Regions from separate parts of the Homo sapiens genome. Here region 2 is linked to region 1. The links are chromatin loops, found by intact Hi-C in ENCODE. Cell type or tissue: Caco-2. All regions are shown on one strand.

Region 1 (4,000 bases):
ACAAAAGTGACTCTGAGTGCTGGCTCCACCTCACTAGATAACCATCTTCGTGCCAGGTAACTTCTTAGGAGCCTATTAGCTCTTTGGTGTCAGAGGCATCCAAACCAGAGTGACTCCACCTTGAATAACGGCTGCATAAAGCCAAACCTGCTGGGTTACATTCCCAGGAAGTCAGGTACTCTTGGTCACAAGATATTTATGGTTAAGGGAACAAGTTAATGGTGCTAATTAATTAAGTAAGACTCAGAAGTTATGGAAGTGTCCCAATATTTTAAGAACAAAAAGCATTCTTAGTTTTAGAGTTTCACATTAGAAATAATAATATACTCATAGATTCTTGCTGAAATCAATAGTTGCAGAAGAGAATAACAATACTAATAGCCTGTCACAAGCTGATCACAAGCCTTTATAATAAAGCACATTATTTTTAGCTCTAATACCCTATATAAGCAAGTATTAAGTTTTAGGTAGGGGCGTTCCTCCTGTTGCTTTTTGAGGACACCCTACTCTGTAATAAGAGTAGCCTCTAATAAACTATCTTAATTTCACTATACTTTGATACTTGCCCTGAATTCTTTACTGCACACAATCTGTGAACCTGCTCCTGTGGTCTGGGTTGACACCCCTTTTCCAGTAACATTGGTAATTTCTAGGTGCTTAAAATAAATTTTTTTTGGCCAGGTGCGGTGGCTCATGCCTGTAATCGCAGCACTTTGGGAGGTTAAGGTGGGCAGATCGCTTGAGCCCAGAAGTTTCAGACCAGCCTGGGCAACATGGGAAAACTCCATCTCTACAAAAAATTTAAAAAATTAGCCATACATCATGATGGGTGCCTGTAGTCCCAGCTACTTGGGAGCCTGAGGTGGGAGGATCACTTGAGTCCAAGAGGTCAAGGTTGCAGTCAGAGTGACACCAAGACCCCATCTCAAAAAAAAAAAATTTTTTTTTCTCCTTTATCTTCTTTAGTTGTCCTCCGCATGAAAATGGGTATGAGTTATAGAAATAGCCTTTACCATATTTTTTGTTGTAGGATGGAGAGCTATGGGTATTTTCTCATTTCCTGGATGCCCACAGTGCATTAAAACATAGGTATCAGTCACTATATTGTTGTTGGAAAGTAGAAGGACCCTTTAGAGTATCTAGGCTGCTATTTTGACGGGAGAAAAAGTACTTACATTTCTTGTTCAAGCTTTTCACAATTTTGCCCACATAGAAAACTGATATGGAAGCATGTTGTAAATGTTGACTTGGGTGTTTGTCCCTTTGTCTGCAGTGTCCTTCTCCTTCTTCCCTGACTGACCACATCTTAATACTGCAAGGACAACCTGAAGGCCTCTTTCTTTGTGGTACCCTCTCATCTCTACCAATTGAGTGGCAACCAAAATGAGTGGCTGAGGCACAGGTCTCAATGATCGAGGTTTATTAAGCCAACTTTAGGGCAAATCCAGGGAAAACACCCATTTGAAGAGGCTTTCAGAAGGTTTAGTATTTATACATTTCTGTAAAGTGGGGAAGGCATGCAGGAAGAGGGGCAGCTAGGCAGAAAGGCAAATAGTTATATTCCTGTGTGTCTTTCATTAGTGCCCAGTAGATCTACATTTTACACAAGACAAGTTGAAGGTCTGAAGAGAAAAAGAGAGTGAAGCAAGAGCCAATTATGTAGATGTCTCTGGGTAGGTGGAGGAAAGATTGATCTCTTGTCTTTGTTCTGCACCTGGGAAGATAAACTTGTAATCAATGTTATCAGTGTGGAATTGAACAGACTTCAGTTTAGGAACTAGACTTGGATTGTAGACCTATAGTTACAACTGGCATGTCCTTGTTTGTGGGAGGCCAGGAAAGGATTTACCTATGAATGATCTGTTGGGGGCAGTGCTCTCCAGGTACCTAATGCCTTTTACTTTTCCATGGGGATCTGGCTGATGCACAATGTAACAGCTATTCATTTGGAAGAGAGTAATACAGTGACTCAGCCCCAGGCTTCACCTTTCCTTTTGCATAAGAATTTGGGGAGGTCCCGAGATTTTTTTCCTTTCCCTTACGTGGTCCACTCACTCCCAACACTAAGGACCCAAAGCCCTTGGCTTATGCCTCCATTCTGCACACTGACGTCAGGCTGAGCTACTTTGCTCTTAGTTGAGGCACATCTGCATTAATTTCCTTTTGCTGCTATAACAAATTACTACAGATTTGGTGGCTTAAACAACAACAATGTGTTATGTTATAATTTTGTAGGTCAGAAGTCTGATGAAGGTCTCACTGGGCTAAAATCAAAGTGTCCATAGGGCTGTGTTTCTTCTGGAGGATCTGAGGGATAATTCATTTCCTTGTCTTTTCCAACATCTAAAGGCCACCCACATTCCTTGGCGCATAGTTCCTCTATTTTTAAAGCCAGCAACAGCATGTTGGGTCCTTCACATTCTGCCATCCTTCTGGTTTTCTGAGCAGAGCTGGAAAAGATTTTCTCCTTTTAAGGACTCATGTGATTAGATTGGGCTCACCTGAATAATCCAGAATAATCTTGCTACCTCAAAGTCCTTCAGTTTAGTTACATCTACAAAGTCCCTTTTGCCATGTAAGGTAGCATATATACAGGAGAGATTGGGGAGCAGACATCTCTGGGGCCATTATTCAATCTGCCACAACAGCTGTGTCCTCTGCCTGCTCTTTGAGCTACTTAAGAGCGAAGACATGCCTTGTTTATCTTTGTATCCCTAGTTCCTTACATTTAAGAAGAACTCAATAAATTAAAAATTGAACTCATTGTATAAAAGTCATTACAGAAATAATGAGCTACTTGCAAGACGGGAATAGAAAAAGATCAGAAAACAAACAAACCAAAAAACAACCCACACTAGTTTAAAAGGAGACTAAGAGAGAAGGGATATATCAATGAGTGAGGGTTGTGGAGACCAAGGTTTTGTCATGCAGATGAAGTCTCCAGGTAGCAGGCTTCAGAGAGAATAGATTGTAAATATTTCCTTTCAGACTTAAAGAGTGTGTTCTATCAGTAATTCCAAAAGGAAAGAGAGTAGAATGAGACAAGTATGGCTCCCTCTTCCCATGATGGCCTGAACTAGTTTTTCAGGTTAACTTTGGAATGCCCTTGACTGAGAGGAGTGTCCATTCAGATGGTAGAGGGGGGCCTTGGAATTTTATTTTTGGTTTATAGCCCCAAGTCATATGTCACACTCACTCATACACACACATACACACACACATGACATTTTGTTTTTTTAATTTTTAAAATATTGGACTGATTTAATGTCTATATGTACTCATCATTTTACATAAATTAGTAATTTTTGAAAAAATCTTTCATTTAAATGAACTAATTCATTTAAAGTCACATCAGACTCCAAAAATTAGGAATCCCTAAAGCCTGTTTTAATCAAGTTAAGAAAATATGGGCTCTTAGAATTACCAAGAAATCTTGGAGTCTTCCAATCCTATGTCCCCTCTATTGCTATTGTAACCTTTAGACAAACACCCCAAGCAACTGGGCATTCTTGGGGTTTCAGGAAGGTTATTATCTCTGCCAAGGGCAGCTCATTCTTAGACAACACTGCCTTCTGTTGCTGTAATTGGAGCTGGATGTCTTCTGTGGCTTCTGGCCTCCTACTCTGACCTTGTAAAGCCAATCATAATAATTGTGTTATTATTGTAAGACAGTCAATATATCCTTTCTCATTCTGGCTGCTGCTGCAGCTTCTCCTGTTTCCATGGCTCTTTTACCATCCTATCCTCTAATTCTGAGCGTGCCCTCTGGCTTGTAAGGATGTTTTCGGTGACTAAAGTGGGGGAGAAGAACAAACCAGAATGTTCCTTCTTCTAATTCTTATACTCTTATGGATTCCACCTCAGATGGTTTCCACGTCAATAAAAGACAAAATATCCCTCTAGTTTGGCAGTAGAACAAAACTGAGAAATTACATAGTCAGAATTCTAAATCAATAAGTAAATTGAGACTTGTGGATTGCATAAACAGCAAAGACTTTCT
Region 2 (4,000 bases), 86 kb after region 1:
TCAGTTACACATCTCCATCTGAAGGAAATTAAATCCTAATTATACAAGAGGAACCCACAAAGTTCACTTTTTCCTTTTAAATGGCAGAATGTTGTTCACTGAGAGGAAATAGTTACTTCTCTGTTCCATGTAATTTTCATAGAACAGATGTGTCTGAGGCTGGTTTTTAAAGAGTGTAGCAGGCATTGTTGGGAATAAATCTGGGGAAAAGTGCACAGGACTAAATTTGGAGAGAGCTGCTTAGCCCTGTGACCTTTACAAAACTATGTCACTGTTCTGTGTTTTGTCTGAGAAAATGAGCTAGCGATAATATCCCAGGTGCCTCACAAGACACACATTCCTAAAGGTAAGGGGTCTTCTGGGTCTTCTGGGATCTTGTAGTTGACATTGGTTGAATACTACCTATGTTCAAAGCATTGTGCTGCAGGCTATGGGTAAGCCAATGAACAAAAGGGACCCAGCTACTGTCCTTAGGGAGCCCACACACAACTTTCTATGCATGGAATCACTTCCAAAATGAGAACTATCAGAGATGACTCAGGGTTATGGTAAAGGTAAAAGACACACTAAATGGAAAATCTGGAAGCTTCTTTAGACAAACAGATTGTGTCTCTATATATATCTAGATTATTAAAGTGTGCTCTGATACAGAGTTAACATATTTCTGAAAAGTTGTGTAAACTGATTGTGGTGAGCATTTTCAGAAACCCCCGAGCTCCCATCCCATCCTTTGTCCTTTGGAATTAATGTGAAAAATGAGCACTATCTTGGCTTTCCTTTCTCTTCTCCCATTTCTCCCCATATACCTATTATTTCTGATTTATTTGTATAATAAATACGGGCTTTAAAGATTGGGTTTTTTTTTTTTTCTTAACAAAAAGCTTGTAGACATGTTTTCTTCAAGTTATTTTCTTAGTTATTATTTTCTGCTATGTCTAATACCAATATTGCCGCAGGGAGTGTGTAAAAAGGGAGGAATGCAGATGTTTTTCTATTTGTTTTTACTATCATAGAGTGGAAAAAACATGGACCAGTTAGAAGCAGCTTCATCACTATCTGTGTAGGTGACCCTAGAATGTGGGTGACTTAGACTTCAGTGCACAAAGAATTGGATGGTTGTTAATGCAAATAACCCAGTCCTCAACACCAGAAATTCTTTCTTGCGTTTAAAAGTAGTCCTGTACACAGTTAGAAATGCTTTCAGCTACAAGTAGTAAAACAGTAAATAATAATATTTCACATAATAAATCTCTTAATAATGGTTCTAGGGTTGATGCACCTCAACAATGTCATCAGTGTCCCTGGTTCTTTCTTTTTGTCCTACCTTCTCAACATGTTAGCATTTCATCCAGTCATCTCAACTTATGGCCACAGATAACTGCTGCTCCCGGTGACACAGTCTCTCACATGCTCAAGGAATGGCACCAGACAGCTCTCCTGTGTACTTTTATCTTTTTTCAGAAGCAAAAGCTTTCCCAAGAACTCCCCACTCCTGGTGGAGTCTCCTTATATGTTTCTGGCTGATTCTAGCTGCAGAGAGATGGGAAATGTATTAGGGTTCTCCAGAGAAACCAGTAGGATGGAGATATATATAAAGAAAATAAGATTTAATATGATAAATTAGTCATGCAGTTATGAAGGCTAAGAAGTAAGTCCCACAATCTGCCATCTGCAAGCTGGAGACCCAAGAAAGCAGGTGGTGGTGTTATAAGAAAGGGGTCCTGATCCAGACCCCAAGAGAGTGTTCTTGGATCTCCCACAAGAAAGAATTTGGGGCAAGTCCATAGAGTAAAGTGAAAGCAAGTAAGTTATTAAGAAAGTAAAGAAATAAAGAATGGCTACTCCATAAGCAGAGCAGCAGCATGGGCTGCTCTGCTGCTTATACTTATTGTGGCTTCTTGATTATATGCTAAACAAGGGATGGATTATTCATGAGTTTTCTGGGAAAGGGGTGGGCAATTCCCAGAACTGACGGTTTCTCCCCTTTTTAGACCATATAGGGTGAATTCCTGACATTGCCATGGCATCTATAAACTGTCACGTCCCTGGTAGGAGTGTCTTTAGCATGCTAATGCATTATAATTGGCATATAATGAGCAGTGAGGACGACCAGAGGTCACTCTTGTCGTCATCTTGGTTCTGGTCGGTTTTGCCCAGTTTCTTTACTGTGACCTATTTTATCAGCAAGATCTTTATGACCTGTATCTTGTGCTGACCTCTTATCTTATCCTGTGACTTAGAACACCTAACCTCCTGGGAATGCGGCCCAGCAGGTCTCAGCCTTATTTTACCTAGCCCCTATGCAAGATGGAGTCACTCTGGTTCAAATGCCTCTGACAGTGTAATTCAGTCCAAGTCCAAAGGCCTGAGAACCAGAGGAGTTGATGGTGTAAATCCCAGTCTAAGGACTAGAGATGATGAGATGACCCAGGTCAAGGGGTGAGGCAGGAAAAAGAGGGCAAATTCCTCCTTCCTCCACCTTTTGTTCTATTGAGACCCTCAGTAGATTAGATGATGCCTACCCATGTCGGGGAGGGCAACCTACTAAGTCTGTTGATTCAAATGCTAATGTTATTTGGGAACACTCTCACAGAGACGCTTGGAAATAATATTTAATCTGGGAACCCCATGGCCAGTCAAGTTGCTCCACGAAATTAACCTTCACAGGATGGTATTGGGAAAGAGAAATGTGATAACATGACTAGAGCTGAAAATTGAGAACCCCCTCTGGCCAGGCACGTAGCCATCTGAGCACACCTGAGGTCCTGCTGTAAGTGAAGTAGCAGAGGATGGCTGTTAGGGACACAACATCAGCGGTTACCACCACCCTGAGGGCAACTGATGCTGGTGTCCATTAACCACACTTTATACCACTGGTTGCCAAACATCTGGGTTAAATCAGAATCATCCAAGAGCTTTAATAAGTGCAAGAGGTCTGGGCCTCCCTGATTCAGTGGGTCAGGGTTGAGGCCTCAGCATCCTGACTCTCTAAAAGCTCATTAGCTTAAAAACAAAACAAAGCAAAATAAACAAAACTCAGGTGATGCGGTGATTCTGGTGCACAGCTGGGATTGAGAACTTACTGGTCCAATCATTTAATTTCTCCGAACAGCAGTTAGAAGCCCATGGAGATAACACTGGGATAATAATAGTGTTCGTCCCAGAGGGTAGGTGTGAGGTATAAATGGTTTGGTATACATAAAGTTGAAGCTCAAGCCGGCACATAATAGTTTTGGATCTCAGTCCGCCTTCCCCTTATGCCAGATGCCAGATGGTTTTAGAGGCAGATTCCAGTTTCTTCCAAAGAAAGTGTTTTTTCAAAAATAGTGACAAGTAGACTTGTTTGTCTTGGCTACTGTACTAGTTCCCTATTGCTGCAGCAACAAATTACCACAAACTTAGCAGCTTAAAATGACACCAGTTCATCATCTCACGCTTTTGTAGGTTACAACTCCAGGCAGGCTAGGTTGGGTTCTATACTCAAGAGTCTCACAGGCCAAAGTCAAAGTGTTGTCAGGGCTTTTCCCTGGAGGCTTGGGTAAGAATCCACTTCCAAGCTCATTGAGAATATTGGCAGAATTCCACCCTTGTGGTTTTAAGACTGAAGTCCCTGCTTTCTTGCTGGATGTCAGCTGGGGTCCTCTCTGCTCCTAGAGGCCATCCACATTCCTTCTCATATGGTCCCCTCGATGTTCAAAGCAGCAACTCTTTAACTTCCTCTTCTGCCCCTCTTTGGAAAAGCTAATTTTACAGGCTTATGCGATTACACTAGGCCCGTGCAGGCAATCTCCTTATTTTAAGGTTAATTGTACCTTATAACATAATCATAGAAGTGATATCTCAATCTTCACAGGTTCTGAGGATTAGGATGGGACGTCCCTCAGGGCATTTTCAGAAATTCTGCCTACCATAGCTGTCTGTCCACTTTGCTGTTCAGCAACCCTTTCCCCAGAGGCTCTCATCCAGCCTTCAATCTTATCAGCTGGTATTTAGCAATCTC

Evidence for each region. Peaks named below come from ENCODE experiments on the same cell type or tissue, not always from the same donor. Only the 100,000 strongest peaks of a DNase experiment are listed, where the experiment ranks them.
Region 2: a loop joins it to region 1, with 2.0 times the contacts of the local background. A loop is called at or near these places in 2 of 110 quality-filtered maps.

Annotation. Positions count from the first base shown.
Region 1 is chr7:7,350,969-7,354,968 of GRCh38, reverse strand. All of the region lies in intron 1 of LOC107986764 (a long non-coding RNA gene), which reads right to left. It also overlaps a transcript of COL28A1 not described here. Among named protein-coding and RNA genes, the nearest start is that of LINC03016, 98 kb to the right of the region's middle. In Caco-2, a CTCF peak has its summit at 1,928; a DNase peak (open chromatin) is centred at 98.
Region 2 is chr7:7,264,767-7,268,766 of GRCh38, reverse strand. LINC03016 (long intergenic non-protein coding RNA 3016) reads right to left here. Exons shown (of 4, transcript NR_108073.1): 3 at 1,325-1,530. Among named protein-coding and RNA genes, the nearest start is that of LINC03016, 12 kb to the right of the region's middle. In Caco-2, no CTCF peak of the experiment used is centred here; DNase peaks (open chromatin) are centred at 2,256 and 3,896.